Regions from separate parts of the Homo sapiens genome. Here region 2 is linked to region 1. A link is an interaction called in ENCODE POLR2A ChIA-PET data of the cell type or tissue named here. Cell type or tissue: IMR-90. All regions are shown on one strand. Each heading gives the region's core, and the rest is flanking DNA. Links, peaks and the distances in the headings are about the cores only.

What was found. Peaks named below come from ENCODE experiments on the same cell type or tissue, not always from the same donor. Only the 100,000 strongest peaks of a DNase experiment are listed, where the experiment ranks them.
Region 2: POLR2A ChIA-PET joins it to region 1 with 5 read pairs; 6 of 35 experiments call an interaction of 5 or more read pairs at or near these places.

What each region holds. Positions count from the first base shown.
Region 1 is chr17:64,675,686-64,684,179 of GRCh38, reverse strand. No RefSeq gene overlaps it. Among named protein-coding and RNA genes, the nearest start is that of SMURF2, 18 kb to the right of the region's middle. In IMR-90, for the core only: no CTCF peak of the experiment used is centred there; a DNase peak (open chromatin) is centred at 4,259; H3K4me3 peaks cover 298 bases; H3K27ac peaks cover 3,970 bases.
Region 2 is chr17:64,753,433-64,761,926 of GRCh38, reverse strand. It overlaps the pseudogene ARHGAP27P1-BPTFP1-KPNA2P3, the pseudogene KPNA2P3 and the pseudogene BPTFP1. Among named protein-coding and RNA genes, the nearest start is that of MIR6080, 23 kb to the left of the region's middle. RefSeq lists a silencer at 2,616-2,828. In IMR-90, for the core only: no CTCF peak of the experiment used is centred there; no DNase peak of the experiment used is centred there.

The DNA of each region.
Region 1 (8,494 bases), core at 2,115-7,114:
TTAGTTCTCTGCTTTTTAAAAATTTATATATGTATATTATTAACATTCCCTTATGTCACTAAATGAATGAAGTATGAAAACCTGCGCAGAAAGAGTACATGCCAAATTTGTGGTAGTTCTTTTCTCTAGGGAGCCTAGGAAGAGACAGAGGGAGGGGAATTCTCTTCTTATTTTTTTCATATAAAAATATCTGAAAGGCCGGGTGCAGTGACTCATGCCTGTAATCCTAGCACTTTGGGAGGTTGAGGTGGGAGGATCACTTGCAGCCAGGAGTTTGAGACCAGCCTGGGCAACATAGTGAGAAAGAAAATTTTAAAAGTAATAAAATTAGCTGGGCCTGGTGGCACATGCTGGGAGCCCTAGCTACTTGGGAGGCTGAGGCAGAAGGATTCTGTGAGCCCAGGAGTTCGAGGTTACAGTGACCTGTGACCATGCCAGTGTTGTCCAGCCTGGATGATGGAGTGAGATCTTGTTTCTATTAAAAAACAAACAAACTATATATATATATATATATATAAAATATACACACACACATATATGAAGAAAAAATGTCTTTGGGAACATTATTTTCAATGATTACATAATAGTTTTTCAGGCCGGGCACAGTGGCTCACACCTGTAATCCTAGCCATTTGGGAGGCCGAGGTGGGTGGATCACCTGAAGTCAGGAGTTCGAGACCACCTTGGCCAACATGGTGAAAACCCATCTCTACTAAATGTACAAAAATTAGCTGGATGTTTTGGCACGCACCTATAATCCCAGCTACTCAGGAGGCTGAGGCAGGAGAATCGCTTGAACCCCGGGGGGCGGGGGCGGAGGCTGCAGTGAGCCAAGATCACGCCATTGCACTCCAGCCTGGGCAACAAGAGCGAAACTCCGTCTCAAAAAAAAAAAACAGTTTTTTATACAAGTATACCATATATTTTAAAACCAATCTCCTTTTGTGCATTTAAATTGCTTTCACTTTGTTGTCCTTGTAAACAGTATTGGATGAATATCCTTGCATATGTCTGTATTAGTCTGTTCTCACACTGCTATAAAGATAGTATCCGAGAGTGGGTAATTTATAAACAAAGGAAGTTTAACTGACTCACAGGTCTGCATGGCTGTGGAGGCCTCAGGAAAGTTACAGTTATGGCGGAAGGGGAAGCAGGCACCTTCTTCACAAGATGGCGGGAGAGAGTGTAAGTGCAGGAAAAACTGCCATTTATAAAACCATCAGATCTCATGCGAATTCACTCACTACCATGAGAACAGCATGGGGAAAATAGCCCCCATGATCCAATCACCTCTCTCCCTCCACACGTGGGGATTACAATTCGCGACGAGATTTAGTTGAGGACACAGAGCCAAACCATATCAGTGTCTTTGGGCAGACCTCTGATGATTTCCTTAGAATAGATTCCTAGGAATGTAACCTTACCATGTGCTTTGATATTTATTTATAAATTCCTTTCCAGTAAGGTTGAAACCAACTCAGTGGATAGGATTTTAAACACACAATGACAAGTTTTAATAAAGGAATGGCCACTGGGGGGTCTAATACCAAAAACAATTACTTAGAAATCTAGAAATTCTAGTCCGAGTGTGTTTATGCACCTCTGTAGGTAAAGGGCCCTTCTTGCTTCATAAATTTCTCCACAGTTAACAGTATCAGCTTTCCCAGATAATGGATGCAATTAAATATTCTCCTCTGTCATTTGGAAAATATGAAATGACATTGCTTTGTAATGATCTTGACATTCATTGATTCGGCCGTTAGTGAACAGCAGGGGGAAGTTTGCTTCTTACTCAACTCCTGAAGTTTCCTTACATGTGCAAGGATATTAATTAATGGAATACTTCTGACCTCTCACCGCCCCTTAGTTCACTCAGGCCTTGGAAAGATAGAACAACTTTCCCCACTGTGGATTTTAGAGTTTCTCTTGGTACCCAGTTGCTTACAGAGCACTTTGTCTTTTCTTTACTTCCTCCATGCCATTGGTCTTATTGGGATGAGCCTCCCATGATAGAAGCCCTGGGGAAGTCCAGCCTTACCTCAGGGGAGGCCTGAAGTTTTTATCTGGAATTTGGTGGGGGGTGCTACCTTAAAGACCCTACTAATGAAGAGGATGTATTCCAATAATTGACTTTGTTGTCAGAGTCTGTGATTATCACAATTATACACACTCTAAGAGGCTTCTGAGTGTCTTTTCTTTTCTTTTTTTTTTTTTTGAGACAGAGTCTCACTCTGTCACCCAGGCTGGAGTGCAGTGGCACGATCTCTGCTCACTGCAACCTTCACCTCCCAGGTGCAAGTGATTCTCGTGCCTCAGCCTCCAGAGTAGTTGGGATTACAGGCACCCACCAACATTCCCAGCTAATTTTTGTATTTTTAGTAGAGACGGGGTTTCTCCATTTCAGCCAGGCTGGTCTCAAACTCCTGACCACACGTCTCAGCTTCCCAAAGTGCTGGGATTACAGGCATGAGCCACCATGCCCGGCCCTGACTGTTTTTTTGTTTTTGTTTTTGTTTTTTTGAGATGGAGTCTCGCTGTGTCACCCAGGCTGGAATGCAGTGGCACGATCTCGGCTCACTGCAAGCTCCACCTCCCGGGTTCACGCCATTCTCCTGCCTCAGCCTCCCGAGTAGCTGGAACTACAGGCGCCCGCCACCATGCCTGGCTAATTTTTTTTTTTTTTTTGGTATTTTTAGTAGAGACGGGGTTTCACTGTGTTAGCCAGGATGGTCTCGATCTCCTGATCTCGTGATCTGCCCATCTCGGCCTCCCAAAGTGCTGGGATTACAGGCATGAGCCACCGCGCCCGGCTTTTTTTTTTTTTTCTTGAGATGGAGTGTTACTCTGTTGCCCAGGCCAAAGTGCAGTGGCACGATCTTGGCTCACTGCAACCTCCACCTTTCAGGTTTAAGCAATTCTCCTGCCTCAGCCTCCCCAGTAGCTGGGATTACAGGCATACATCACCATGCCTGGCTAATTTTTGTATTTTTAGTAGAGATGGGTTTTCCCCATTTTGGCCAGGGTGGTCTTGAACTCCTGACCTCAGGTGATCCACCTGCCTCGGCCTTCCAAAATGCTGGGATTACAGGCGAGAGCCACCGCACCTGGCCCTGTCTTTTTTTTTTTTTTTTTTTTTTTTTTTTTTTTTTTTTAATGAGACAGAGTCTTGCTTTGTCGCCCAGGTTGGAGTGCAGTGGCACTATCTCTGCTCACCGCAAGCTCCGCCTCCCGGGTTCATGCCATTCTCGTGCCTCAGCCTCCCGAGTAGCTGGGACTTCCGGTTGCCCACCACCACGCCCGGCTCCGGCCCTGACTGTCTTTTAAGATGTTAAAAAAAAAATAGCCTAATTTTCTTCATCCAGAGGGAGGTGAACATGGTAGATGATCTCTGGTGGTTCTCCCATTTAAAATTATATCATTAATTAAAATGAATGAGGCCAGGCACGGTGGCTCATGCCTGTAATCACAGCACTTTGGGAGGCTGAGGTGGGTGGATCACCTGAGGTCAAGAGTTTGAGACCAGCCTGGCCAATATAGTGAAACCCTGACTCAACTAAAAAAAAAAAACACACACAAAAATCAGCCAGGCATGGTGGCAGGTACCTGTAATCCCAGCTACTTGGGAGGCTGAGGCAGGAGAATCCCTTGAGCCCAGGAGGCAGAGGTTGCAGTGAGCCAAGATTGCACCACTCCACTCCATCCTGGGCAACACAGTGACACTCTGTCTCAAAAAAAAAAAAAAAAAAAAAATTAACGAAAATGACAAAACTCTAAGTAATATATTATCAGACACATTCACACCACAATATAATTTATGAATCGATCAAGTAGTCAATTACACGATGTAAAATACTCATATTATATGCTTTCCTGTTTGGATAGGCCAGACAGATGGGAAAGCAGGTGCCTACTTACTGACTGAAGGTGAGAGGAGAAACTGAGCTCCATGAGACAAAAGGAACCTGAAAGATGAGAGTCTTGAGTTCTTTGGTACAGGCAGGGCAGAGAAGGAGGAAATAAGGCTGGAGGTGGGCAGGGGCCCGGCAATGCTGGAAATGCCACACAAAGCTCTCTGGACTGGGTCCTGAGGGCAATGAGCAGCCATTGAGGAATTTTAAGCAATGGTTTGACATTGACCCACAGGCTTATGAGTCATGTTGATCTCATTCTGGCCCATATTCTCTGCATTACCCATAAAGACTGCATCGTACAAATATTTCCACTTCTCCGCCCATCTCGCCCTTAGAGAATTGTGTTGTAGCTACTACAGTTCGTATTTTGAGGATGATTGGATATGACTTTTTTTTTGAGCCTGTTCATGTTGCTCAGTCGTCCAAAGTAGTTGCAGTCGAGTGATGCCCCGGCTCCCTTCCCCCGGGGCTGGAGCTGCTACCTCATCCTGAAAAGATGTGTTGCTTCATGCTATCGTCTTACAGCAAAACATGCATAGATAACTTTTCAAACATTTAATTGTAATACTTCCATGCTTAAATCACCAAATTGGCTTTGGAAAATATGCAATCTCTTCAAATTACATTCTCTTTTATCTCAGAATTCACAATATAACAGACTAGTGTGTATACTTAAAATGGGTGCATAAAATGGTCTAGATTTACATGATTTTCTATTTTTAAAAAAGTGCAGCATTATAAATGCAACAAAAAATGAAAACCTGTTGCAGAATGTGTTTTGTTATCTGTATCGTATGTGATAAAGTATGGAAGAGACTTAGAAGTATTCATTTCCCAGGGCTCCTGAGACAAAGTACCACAAATTGGGTGGTTTAAAACACAAAACAATACAGTTCTGAAGGATAGAAGTCCAAAATCAAGGTGTCAGCAGGGCCACGCTCCCTCTGAGACTTTGGGTAGAATCTTAGGTTGCCTCTTCCTGGCTTCTGGTGGTGGCTGGCAATCCTTAATATTCAGTTTGCAGCTGCTTCACTCCAATCTCTGCCTCTGTCATTACATGGCATTCCTCCTGTGTGTCTCTGTCTTCACATGGAATGTTTCTCTTCTTAAAACGACACAGGGCCAGGCACGGTGGCTCACGCCTGTAATCCCAACACTTTGGGAGGCCAAGGCAGGCAGATCACTTGAGGCCAGGAGTTTGAGACCAGCCTGGCCAACATGGTGAAACCCTGTCTCTACCAAAAATACAAAAATTAGCTGGGTGTGGTGGTGGGCACCTGTAATCCCAGCTACTTGGGAGGCTGTGGCAGGAGAATTGCTTGAACCCAGGAGGCGGAGGTTGCAATGAGCCAAGATTGCACCACTGCACTCCAGCCTGGACAATGGGGTGAGACTCTGTCAAAAAAACAACGAAAAAGAATGCAGTCATATTGAATTAGGACTCACTCTAAAGCCTCATCTCAACTTGATTACATCTCCAAAGGGCCCATTTCCAAATAATGTCACATTCACAGGTACCAGGGATTAGGACTTCCACATATCTTTTTGGAGGTCACAATTTAACCCATAACAGAGGTCATCTAGCCCACCTCTCTACTGCACACATGAATCTGCTGTACAATCTCTGTCTAGTTTTAAGACTTAGGCACAGGAACGATGGTCAATGTAAGGCAAAACCAGGTAGGTGTGGTAGGGGCTGAAAGAAAATCTTAACACTAGATTGTTTCATTCTCACCAGGGTGAGATAGTTGCTGTTGAACTGACCTCGCCATAGAAATTAATTAGAGAGCTGGGTGGGTAAGGTAAGGCCTGAGGGGTGAGGTAGGCAAAGTCCGATGTTGGGCGGAGTGCAGAGCTAGCCAGTGGCAAATCCAGCTTATGTCAAATATTCTGGAGGTACATACGTGAATAGTCATTACCTCTAGGTCACCACAGTCCAAAAGACATACAATGAGAGCCATATTTGTAATTTCAAATTTTCTAGATGAAATGAGCTTCAATTACTACATATAGTATATATATATACACTATATATACAGTATATATAGTGTATACATATACAGTGTATATATATACAGTGTATACATATACAGTGTATATACACTATATATACTATATATATAGTATATGTACAGTATATATACTATATATATAGTATATATACAGTATATATACTATATATACTGTATATATACTATATATATATATATATATATATATATTTTTTTTTTTTTTTTTTTTTTTTTTTCAGACAGAGTCTTGCTCTGCACTCTGTCACCCAGGCTGGAGTGCAGTGGCAAGATCTCGACTCACTGCAACCTCCACCTCTAAGGTCCAAGTGATTCTCATGCTTCAGCCTCCCGAGTAGCTGGGACTACAGGCATCCACCACCACACCTGGCTAATTTTTTGTATTTTTAGTAGAGACAGGATTTCACCATGTTGGCCAGGCTAGTCTTGAACTCCGAACCTCAGGTGATCCACCCTAGGCCTCCCAAAGTGCTGGGATTACAGGTGTGAGCCACTGTGCCTGGCCAATATTATATTTTATTTAACCCAATGTAGGTATATCCAAAATATTATTTTAACGTGTCATCAATATAAAAAATATTAATAAGATATTTTGCTTTTTTCTCCATACTGAGTCTTTGAAATCCACTGTGTATTTTACACTTGCAGCCCATCACTAGCCAGGTTTCAAGTGCGCACTAGCCATATGTATTACGCCGCTCTAGATTGTAGAAGCGTGGCAGCTGGGTGGTGGGATCCAAGCCGTGGGCTGGGTTCCAGGTGAGAGTCCAGTTCTGGGGAAAACATGGGCAGGAGCAAGACAGACAATCAAGGATCTCTGAGGATGAGCTTAGGACAGATCTGAAAAGGAAAAGGGGTTTCAAGTGGAGACAAAGTAAATGCAAGGAACAGGGGCCCACTTAAACTTGCTTAAGTAAGGGACAGGGTGGTTATTCACTGGGGGACCTCTTGGAAATGGAGTGTGAGAAGTACACCTGAGCCAGGAGAACTGGCAGGGAATCTGTCAATCACTCTCTTTGTCTCCCTTTCGAGGGTTGAGAAGTTTCTTAGCTTCTCTCTGTTTGTCTGCTTTGTCAGTCTCTTTCTATGAATTCATTTCCTTTTTTTTTTTTTTTTTTTTTTTTTGAGACAGGGTCCTGTGATGTTGCCCTGATTGGTCTCGAACTTGTGGCATCAACTGGTCCTCCTGCCTCACCTGCCAAAGTGCTGGGATTACAGGCGTGAGCCACCATGCCTGGCCTTCAGTTCACCATTTATTTATCTACTGGAAAAGACCTGGGCCAGATGCAGTGAAGGGTAGAAGTCCAAAATCAAGGTGATGAAATCATCCAATCAATCACCCAATCACAGAAGCTAGGGTCACATTTCCTACCTGTGTCTCTGCAGATCTGGGCTCCCCCATGCCAGTTGCCTTCTGCCTTCTCAGGGTGGTAAGAAGGTAGTCCCTACACGCATCTCTTCCTGAGGAAATCTGCCCTCGTCTGTAGCTCTAATACAGCGTCCCAGGCTCCATCCCTGGAGATGCTGATTCTGTAGGTTGGGGTGGGGCCCATGAATGTACATTTCTAATGCTACTGGTGCAGAGAACCCACCTTGAGAACCACTGCCTTACAGCAGGTATAAGCCCAGGTAGCTGTGTTTGTACTAAGGGAGCTTGGCCTCCACTGACGGAGCCAAACGTGTGTGGCTGACCAAAAAGCCAATGAAATTTTCTCTCCTTAAAACATGAGATGGGGACACTGGGAGATTGAACTAGACACGAGGAGCTGAGTTGAGAGGTCCTAGAGTTGGCAGCTGAGAAAGCCACTTTAAGACTACAGGCCAGTCACAGTGGCTCACACCTGTAATCCCAGCACTTTGGGAGGCCGAGGCGGGCAGATCATGAGGTCAGGAGTTCAAGACCAGCCTGGCCAACATAGTGAAACCCCGTCTCTACTAAAAACACAAAAAATTAGCCAGGTGTGGTGGTGGGCGCCTGTAGTCCCAGCTACTTGGGAGGCTGAAGCAGGAGAATTGCTTGAACCTGGGAATCGGAAGTTGCAGGGAGCCGAGATCTCGCCCCTGCACTCCAGCCTGGGTGACACACCGAGACTGTCACACACACACACACAAAAAGACTACAGTAAGGTCTTTTCATTTTCATTTCTTTCTTTGTGTGTGTGTGTGTGTGTGTGTGTGATGAAGTCTCACTCTGTTATCCAGGCTGGAGTGCAGTGGTACAGTCTTGGCTCACTGCAGCCTCCGCCTCCCAGGTTCAAGCGATTCTCCTGCCTCAGCCTCCAGAGTAGCTGGGATTACAGGTGCCTGCCACCACACCTGGCTAATTTTTGTATTTTTAGTAGAGATGGGGTTTCACCATGTTGGCCAGGCTGGTCTCAAACTCCTGGCCTCAAGCAATCTACTCACCTCGGCCTCCCAAAATGCTGGGATTACAGGCATACGCCACCGCACCTGGCCAAATTAGTGATATTTTCAAAGTGAAAGAAAGTTAACTTTTAAGCAGTGGTATAAATTGCTGAGCACTTGATGTTAGCCTCTTCTATGGTGGATAAG
Region 2 (8,494 bases), core at 1,803-6,802, 78 kb before region 1:
GGACATACCAGGTAAGTGAATTCTGAGCCTTGTAAATGATGAATATTGGACTCGCTTTTGAAATACTAGCCTATTAATCATGAAAGTTAATGTATTTAAGAGGCCATATTAAAGACTTTACTTTTGGCTCAGTTTCTTCCTATATAAGTTGTAAACATGAATGAATATTATTAGTTCTTTCTTTCTTTCTTTTTTTTTTTTTGAGACGGAGTCTTGCACTGTTGCCCGGGCTGGTGTGCAGTGGCACAATCTCGGCTCACTGCAACCTCTGCCTCCTGGGTTCAAATGATTCTCCTGCCTCAGCCTCCGAAGTAGCTAGGATTACAGGTGCCCACCACTACGCCCGGCTAATTTTTTGTCCGTCAACCCAGGCTGGAATGCAGTAGTGCCATCACAGCTCACTGCAGCCCTGACCTCCCTGGGCTAAGGTTATTCTCTCACCTCTGCCTCCCGAGTAGTTGGGACTACAGACGCATTCCACTATGCCTGGCTAGTTTTTGTATTTTTTGTAGACACGGTGTCTCATTATGTTGCCCAGGCTGTTCTCAAACTCTAGGCTCAAGCGACCTGCCTGCCTCAGCCTACCAAAGTGTTGGGATTATAGTTGTGATACATTTCTGATACGAGAGCAATTAGTACAATGGTTGCTATAACATTTTAGAGAATGGTTTGACAAAACCAAAGTTAAAAATGCAATTTGACTCCTTCTCGATATGGTAGAGAAACTTTTACCCTGTGTACATGAGAAGACATTGTAACAGGGTATTCCTTATAATATTATTTCATAATGGTGAAATTTGGAAACAATTCCTAAGTACTCATAATCAGGCATGTTTAAATTGTGTCATCATTTCATAATGGACTGTTACATAGCAGTGAAAAACACACTAGAGCAACAAGTGTCGAGATTGAATCTCGTAAGTTTACAATAGAAGGAAAACATTTGGAGAGGCTGGGAGGGGCATAAGGGTTGAAAAATTACCTGTTGGGTACAGTGTTTACTCTACGGGTAATGAGTAACTAGAAACCCGGTTCCCCCAGTGCACATAGACCCCTTGAATCTAAAATAAAATAAAAATTAAAAAAAAAAGAAAACAGTTCCATCACTAAAAATACATAAGGATAAATGTATATACTACATACATTTGTGTAGCGTTTAAAAGCATGTGTGATAACACAATGTTACAGTATTGTTTAGGGATACAGACATTTGTAAAATTTTAAAGAAATGCAAGGGCTATATGCTTGAAACATAAGAAATACACTTCTAAATAAATAAGAAGTGCTCAAATGTAAATCATAATGAAAACCAGAAAACATTTTGATCTGGATGTTCATGAAAGTACTACATATATTGAAATTTGTGAGATGCAGTTAAAGACTTCCTAGGAGAAGTTGCTAGCCTTTAATGCTTATGTTAGAAAAGAAAAACTGCAAATTAATTAGCTAGGGGTACATCTCAAGGAGCCAGCCTAAAGAAAGAAAATATTAAAGATGACCAAATGTGATGAAATAGAAAACAAACATACTTTAGATCCCATTATGTTTTACAAGCCTCTGATAAGATTATCAAGGGGGGGAAATAATACAGCACAAATAACCAATATCAAGAATAAAAAAAGAGACATACTAACCAACATTTCTGATTCTCTTTTACTAGAACTTGGAATTTTAAAGCCTTCACAGGGTCTACTAACATAGTATTCAGGTTTCCTACATCTACAATGAAAGGGGTCCACCTAGAAGGAGTGGAGCAAGATGGTGGAATAGAAGGCCCCAACTCATCGTGCCCCACCTTCCATCCCCACAGCCACAGAAAGGGACCCACCGAGCTCCCTTTGGGTGGGGGGAAGGGTTGAGAAGGATGCCACAGTCATCTCAGTCCTTAATAGGTCAGAAGCCACACTCTTAGGCAGGAAAAGGATTTCTGGTTGTTTATCACTGCACCTGTCATTAAGGTGATGGCAGGACCAAATGATTTCATAAGGTTTTTCTTAAATTTTGGGAACCAGATAGTTCCATTTAAACTTTTCTGCCAGAATAGAAAAAGGAGGAAATTTTACAGATTATTGTTTCTGTTAGTGTGAAACTGTTAGAAAACTTGATAAATAGAAATAGACAAATTAAAAATTATGGCCCTGTCTCCTTTATTAATATTTATTATTAATAATTAATAGCAAATAGGTGTGTCTATAAGAAATCTCAAAATATTGGTATGCAGATCTATTCAGGAGTAAATTTAAAGAATAAGAAACCATGGCTGAATTGGCTTCACCTTAGACACCAATCTCCAATACTAGGAGATTACTAATACCATACTATTTTAGGAAGTCAAAGAAAGGCTGGATGTGGTGGCTCATGCCTGTAATCCCAGCACTTTGGGAGGCCAAGGCGAGTGGATCACTTGAGCCCAGGAGTTTAAGACCAGCTTGGCCAACATGGTGAAACCCCATCTCTACTAAAAATACAAAAATTAGTGGGGCACAGTGGTACATGCCTGTAGTCCTAGCTGCTAGGAGGCTGAGGCAGGAGAATCGCTTGAACCCAGGAGGCAGAGGTTGCAATGAGCTGAGATCGCACCACTGCACTCTAGCCTGGGCAACAGCGCAAGACACTCTCAAAAAGAAAAAAGTTAAAGAAAGGAAACCTTTTGATCATCTCATTAGATGCCAAGAAGGTATTTTTGTCTAAGTTCATTATTATTTATTGGGTTTTTTTAATTTTGAATTTTTTTTGGCTGCATGTGGTGGCTCACGCCTATAATCCCAGCACTTTGGGAGGCCGAGGTGGGTGGATCACCTGAGGTCAGGAGTTTGAGACCGACCTGGCCAACATGGCGCAACCCCATCTCTACTAAAAATACAAAACTTAGCCAGGTATGGTGGCACACGCCTGTAGTCCCAGCTACTTGGGAGGCTGAGGGAGGAGAATCACTTGAATCTGGGATGCAGAAGTTGCAGTGAGCTGAGATTGCACCACTGCTCTCCAGCCTGGGCGATAGAGTGAGACTCCATCTCAAAACAAAACAAAACAAAAATGACTACTAGGAAGTTTCAATTTATATAGCTTGCATTCTATTTCTGATGGACAGCCCTGCTCTAGGAAGTCTCAGCCCTTCAGATGGAAGGGGGACAGTTATCCGTTGGCTAAAACTATTCCATAGTGCTGAAAACATGATGATATCCCTCTAGTGCACAGGTGTGGATTCAGTAGATGCTTGATAATTCAGTTCTTATTTGGTACTATTATTGACAAAGGAAAACGATAAAGGAAATATTTTTCTCTTCCCCCATCTTTTAGCTTTCTCCCTTTGTCTCATAACCATGTCCACCAATGAGAATGCTAATACACAAGCTGCCCATCTTCACAGATCTAAGAACAAGGGAAAGGACAGTACAGTGAGTACCTTCTGTTGCTTTCTTATGGTGTTATTTAAATGGGAAGACATTTGGAAAGGGATGAAAACTTAGGGATCTTTTTAAAAATGTCCTCACTTAGCAACAAAAACTGATGTGGTAGGTGAAACAGCATGTTATCTTTTCTCAAGGAAACGAGGCGTCACAGAATAGAGGTCAATGTGGAGCTGAGGAAAGCTAAGAAGGATGACCAGATGCTGAAGAGGAGAAATGTAAGCTCATTTCCTGATGATGCTACTTCTCCGCTGCAGGAAAACTGCAACAACCAGGTAAAAAAATATATTTTAGATTATGAGTTACATGAAATCCAGAAAATCAGTAGGGACTTTTCTTAGAAATTCAAGTAAACTTAACATTTCTAGTCTTATGGTTTTAACTATCTGTGAAGATCTTTTTCTCTGTTTGCAATTACTAATTATCTTCTTTCCTGCCTTCCATAATCCACTGAAGCTGATTTAGGATCTTCCTTTAACTCTGACCTTCCTTCAGACTTCCCTGCATTTCTAGCTACTAGCTGGGTACCTTGACCTGACCAGTGTGTCCAGAGCCAACCAGTTTCTGGTTTATTTCTTTTTGCTTTTTCCCACATGGAGTCTTGCTCTGTCGCCCAGGCTGGAGTGTAGTGGTACAATCTCAGCTCACTGCAACCTTCGCCTCCTAGTTTCAAGCAATTCTCCTGCCTCAGCCTCCCGAGTAGCTGGGATTACAGGTACAGACCACCACGCTTGGTTAATTTTTGTATTTTTAGTAGAGCCAGGGTTTCGCCATGTTGGCCAGGCTGGTCTTGTACTCCTGACCTTGTTATCCACCCACCTGGGCCTCCCAAAGTGCTGGGATTACAGGCATGAGCCACCACACCCAGCCCATTTGGTTTATTTCTGTCTTTTTTGGTATTCTGTGTTTTTTTGTATTTGTCACCAGCTTTGTTCAGGTCTTTCCTCCTGAAATATTTACAGTAGCCTCCTAATTTATCGTTTCCTTCTTTCTGTGCCAAATGCTATTTTTCTGAATTTTTTCCTAAAGTACTGCTTTAGACGTGTTTTTTCTCTCCTTAAAATCCATACTCCAAATTGCATGAACCTGTGAGGCAGAGGTTGCAGTGAGCCAAGACCTTGCCATTACACTCTAGCCTGCGCAGCAAGAGTGAAACTCTGTCTCAAGAAAAAAAATAAAAATAAAAAATCCATACTCCGCTGGGCATGATGGTTCACGCCTATAATTCCAGCACTTTGGGAAGCTGAAATAGGAGGATCACTGGAGGCCAGGAGTTTGAGCCCAGACTAGGCAACATAGCAAGACCTTGTCTCTACAAAAAATAAAAAGTTAGCTGGGCATGGTGGCACAGGCCTTTAGTCCTAGGTATTCAGGAGGCTGAGGCAGAAGGATCACTTGAGCCCAGGATTTTGAGGCTGCAGTGAGCTATGATTGTACCACTGCACTCCATGCTGGATGACAGAGTAAGACCCTGTCTCTAAAAATAAAAATCCATACTCTGGCCAGGCACGGTGGCTTGCGCCTGTAATCCCAGCACTTTGGGAGGCTGAGGTGGGTGGATAATCTGAGGTCAGGAGTTTGAGACCAGCCTGGCCAACATGGTGAAACCTGTCTCTACTAAACATAAAAAAAAATTAGCTCGGGGTGGTGGTGGGTGCCTGTAATCCCAGCTACTTGGGAAGCTGAGGCAGGAGAATCGCTTGAACCTGGGAGGCAGAGGTTGCAGTGAGCCAAGATCGCACCATCGCACCATTGCACTCCAGCCTGGGCAACAAGTGCAAAACTCTGTCTAAAAAATAATAATATAATCCATACTCCATGAAGGCCTTCCACAAAGTAGACCTATCTTAGATTTTCAAATTTATCTTTCATCTTCCAAAGATAACTGGGCACTTTCCTACTTCTTTTTCTCACAATATGCTTCCTTTTTTTTTTTGAGACAAAGTCTCGTGCTGTTGCCAAGGCTGGAGTGCAATGGCGCCATCTTGGCTCACTGTAACCTCTGCCTCCTGGATTCAAGTGATACTCGTGCCTCAACCTCCCGAATAGCTGGGATTACAGGTGCCGCCACCACGCCCAACTAATTTTTGTTTTTTTTTAGTAGAGACAGGGTTTCACCACGTTGGCCAGTCTGGTTTCAAACTCCTGACGTCAGGTAATCTGCCCGCCTCGGCCTCCCAAAGTGCTGCAATTACAGGTGTGAGCCACTGCACCCAGCCACGTTATGCTTCCTTTAGCCCTTTAGCACTCCACATTTATCTTTTTTTTTTTTCCAATTGACTACTACGTGTGTTCTATTTCTAGGGTACTAATACTCAAAGCTCATCTTCTTCTTATAGCACTCCTTAGCCTCGTAGGAAAGACACTCCTTTCTCAGGATTCTCTAGCGCCCTGATTCTGCACCCAAAATTGGGAGTAAATGCTATGTAACCCATCTATTTACCACTTGTTTTATGCTGTTTGTCTACTTGTCACATTTTCTGTTAGGTGTCAAGCTCCTGGAGAGACAGGGATACTGGCTTTTTGAATTATGGGTAGCATTGGCTCTCAAACCTCCTTTCTACTTTGATTCACAACATAAAACATTTTTTTGTTGTTGGGGGGGCAGGGCACAGGTCTTGCTCTTTTGCCCAGGCTGGAGTGCAGTGGTGCGATCTAGGCTCACTGCAGCCTCTGCCTCCTGGATTCAAGCGATTCTCCTGCCACATCCTCCCGAGTAGCTGGGATTACAGGGGCCCGCCACCACGTCTGGCTAATTTTTGCATTTTTAGTAGAGATGGGGTTTCACCATGTTTCTCAGTCTGGTCTCGAACGTCTGACCTCAGGTGATCCACCGCCTCGGCCTCCCAAAGTGCTGGGATTACAGGCGTGAGCCACTGCACCTGGCCGCACATAACCCATTTATATTTGCAACAACACTCAACCATGGAAATATATAGATTATAAAATTAGATATCAAAATTCTCAGAATGTTGCTTATAACTTCATGTCTTTCTCCCTCAAAGTATATCTGAATGCAAGTTATTGAGATTAATGTAGGAATAATCTTCAGTCTGCTCTGATTCTTTTTTTTTTGAGAGAAGGTCTTGCATGGTGATAGGCACACACCACCATGCCTGGATTTTTGTTTTGTTTTGTTTTAATTTTTTGTAGAAGGGGAGGTCTCATTATGTTGCTCAGACTGGTCTCGAACTCCTGAGCTCAACCCATCCTCCCTCCTGAGCCTCCCAAAGTGCTAGGATTACAGGTGTGAGCCACTGTGCCTGGCCTTCTAGTTCATTTTTTAAATTATTCAAAGCTGCCTTTTTTAGCAACGAAACACTTGGATACTCCATAACTTGAGACTCCAGTGAGTCCTGACATCGAGTTTGGAAACTGTTCTACATATAAAATAATGAATGTTTAACAGGCAAAATTAAATGTAGGTCTAAATTTTTAGTAGCTCATGCCTGTAATCCCAGCACTTTGGGAGGCCGAGGCGGGTGGATCAGCTGAGGTAAGGAGTTCGAGACCAGCCTGGCCAACATGTGAAAACCCATCTCTACTAAAAATACAAAGAAATTAGCCGGACATGGTGGCACACGCTTTAATCCCAGCTACTCGGGAAGCCGAGGCAGGAGAATTGCTTGAACCTGGGAGGCGGAGGTTGCAGTGACCCAAGATCACGCCATTGCACTCCAGCCTGGGTGACAAGAGCAAGACTCCTGTCTCAAAAAAAAAAGCATAATCAGTTGATACCAATATTGAAATATTGCCTATTTCAGGTCATGTTGGGCCTCTTGTTAAAACTTTTGGAGTACAGAATTTCTGAAGTGCTGAGAAAAATATAAGGTAACCAGCATCAACATTTTTTCCTTTTCAGACTCCTGCCCTAAGAGCCATAGGGAATATCGTCACTGGTACAGATGAACAGACTCAGGTTGTGATTGATGCAGGAGCACTCGCCGTCTTTCCCAGCCTGCTCACCAACCCCAAAACTAACATTCAGAAGGAAGCTACGTGGACAATGTCAAACATCACAGCCAGCCGCCAGGACCAGATACAGCAAGTTGTGAATCATGGATTAGTCCCATTCCTTGTCAGCGATCTCTCTAAGGTAACGAAGTCTTAGGATTTAATCAAGTCATTTTTAGTATTTATAGAAAGCTGTGCTTGATAAGCTTCTTCATGTGCAAGAATCTTGGGTTCTACTAGGAGTCCTTTGCTGAACAATACCCAGTAACCCCTTTACTTAAGGTTGTATCAATAGAACCTTGGTACTTTCAGTCACCGTTTTTGTGAAAAAGTACTCTTGGAATCTTATTTGTGCAACTGTTCTGAAATAAAACCATTTCCTTATGTTTAATTGGCAGATTTTGAGACACAAAAGGAAGCTGTATGGGCCGTGGAACAGTTGAACAGATTGTGTACCTTGTTCACTGTGGCATAATAGAACCGTTGATGAACCTCTTACCTGCAAAAGATACCAAGATTATTCTGGTTATCCTGGATGCCATTTCAAATATCTTTCAGGTAAGTCCTATCAAGGTGGCTTTGTTTGAATTTGGACTTGATAATAATTGGTTTACTATTTAGACTTGGGGGAGGGCAGCTGTAAGTTTACTCACTAGTAAGCCACAGAATCAGAAAGCCTGTTTATGTGGCCACCCCTTTGATTAAAAATGTGGCAGGCATTATAAAAGATATAAAAGAGATGACAAGTGGATGGTGCGAACTGAATCGGAGTCAGGCGCTTATGTGGACTCATCACACCTGTTTACTTGGTTGATTTAATTTCCCAATTTCATACCGAATTTTGGTGACATTAAATTTGAATGACTTGGCCGGGCACAGTGGCTCATGCCTGTAATCCTAGCACTTTGGGAGGCTGAGGTGAGTGGACCACCTGAGGTCAGGAGTTCGAGACCAGCCTGGCCAACATGGTGAAACCCTATCTCTACTAAAAATACAAAAATTAGCCAGGCCTGGTGGCAGACGCCTATAATCCCAGCTACTTGGGAGGCTGAGGCAGGAGAATCGCTTGAACTCTGGGTGGGGGGCAGAGGTTGCAGTGAGCCAAGATTGCGTCACTTCACTCCAGCCTG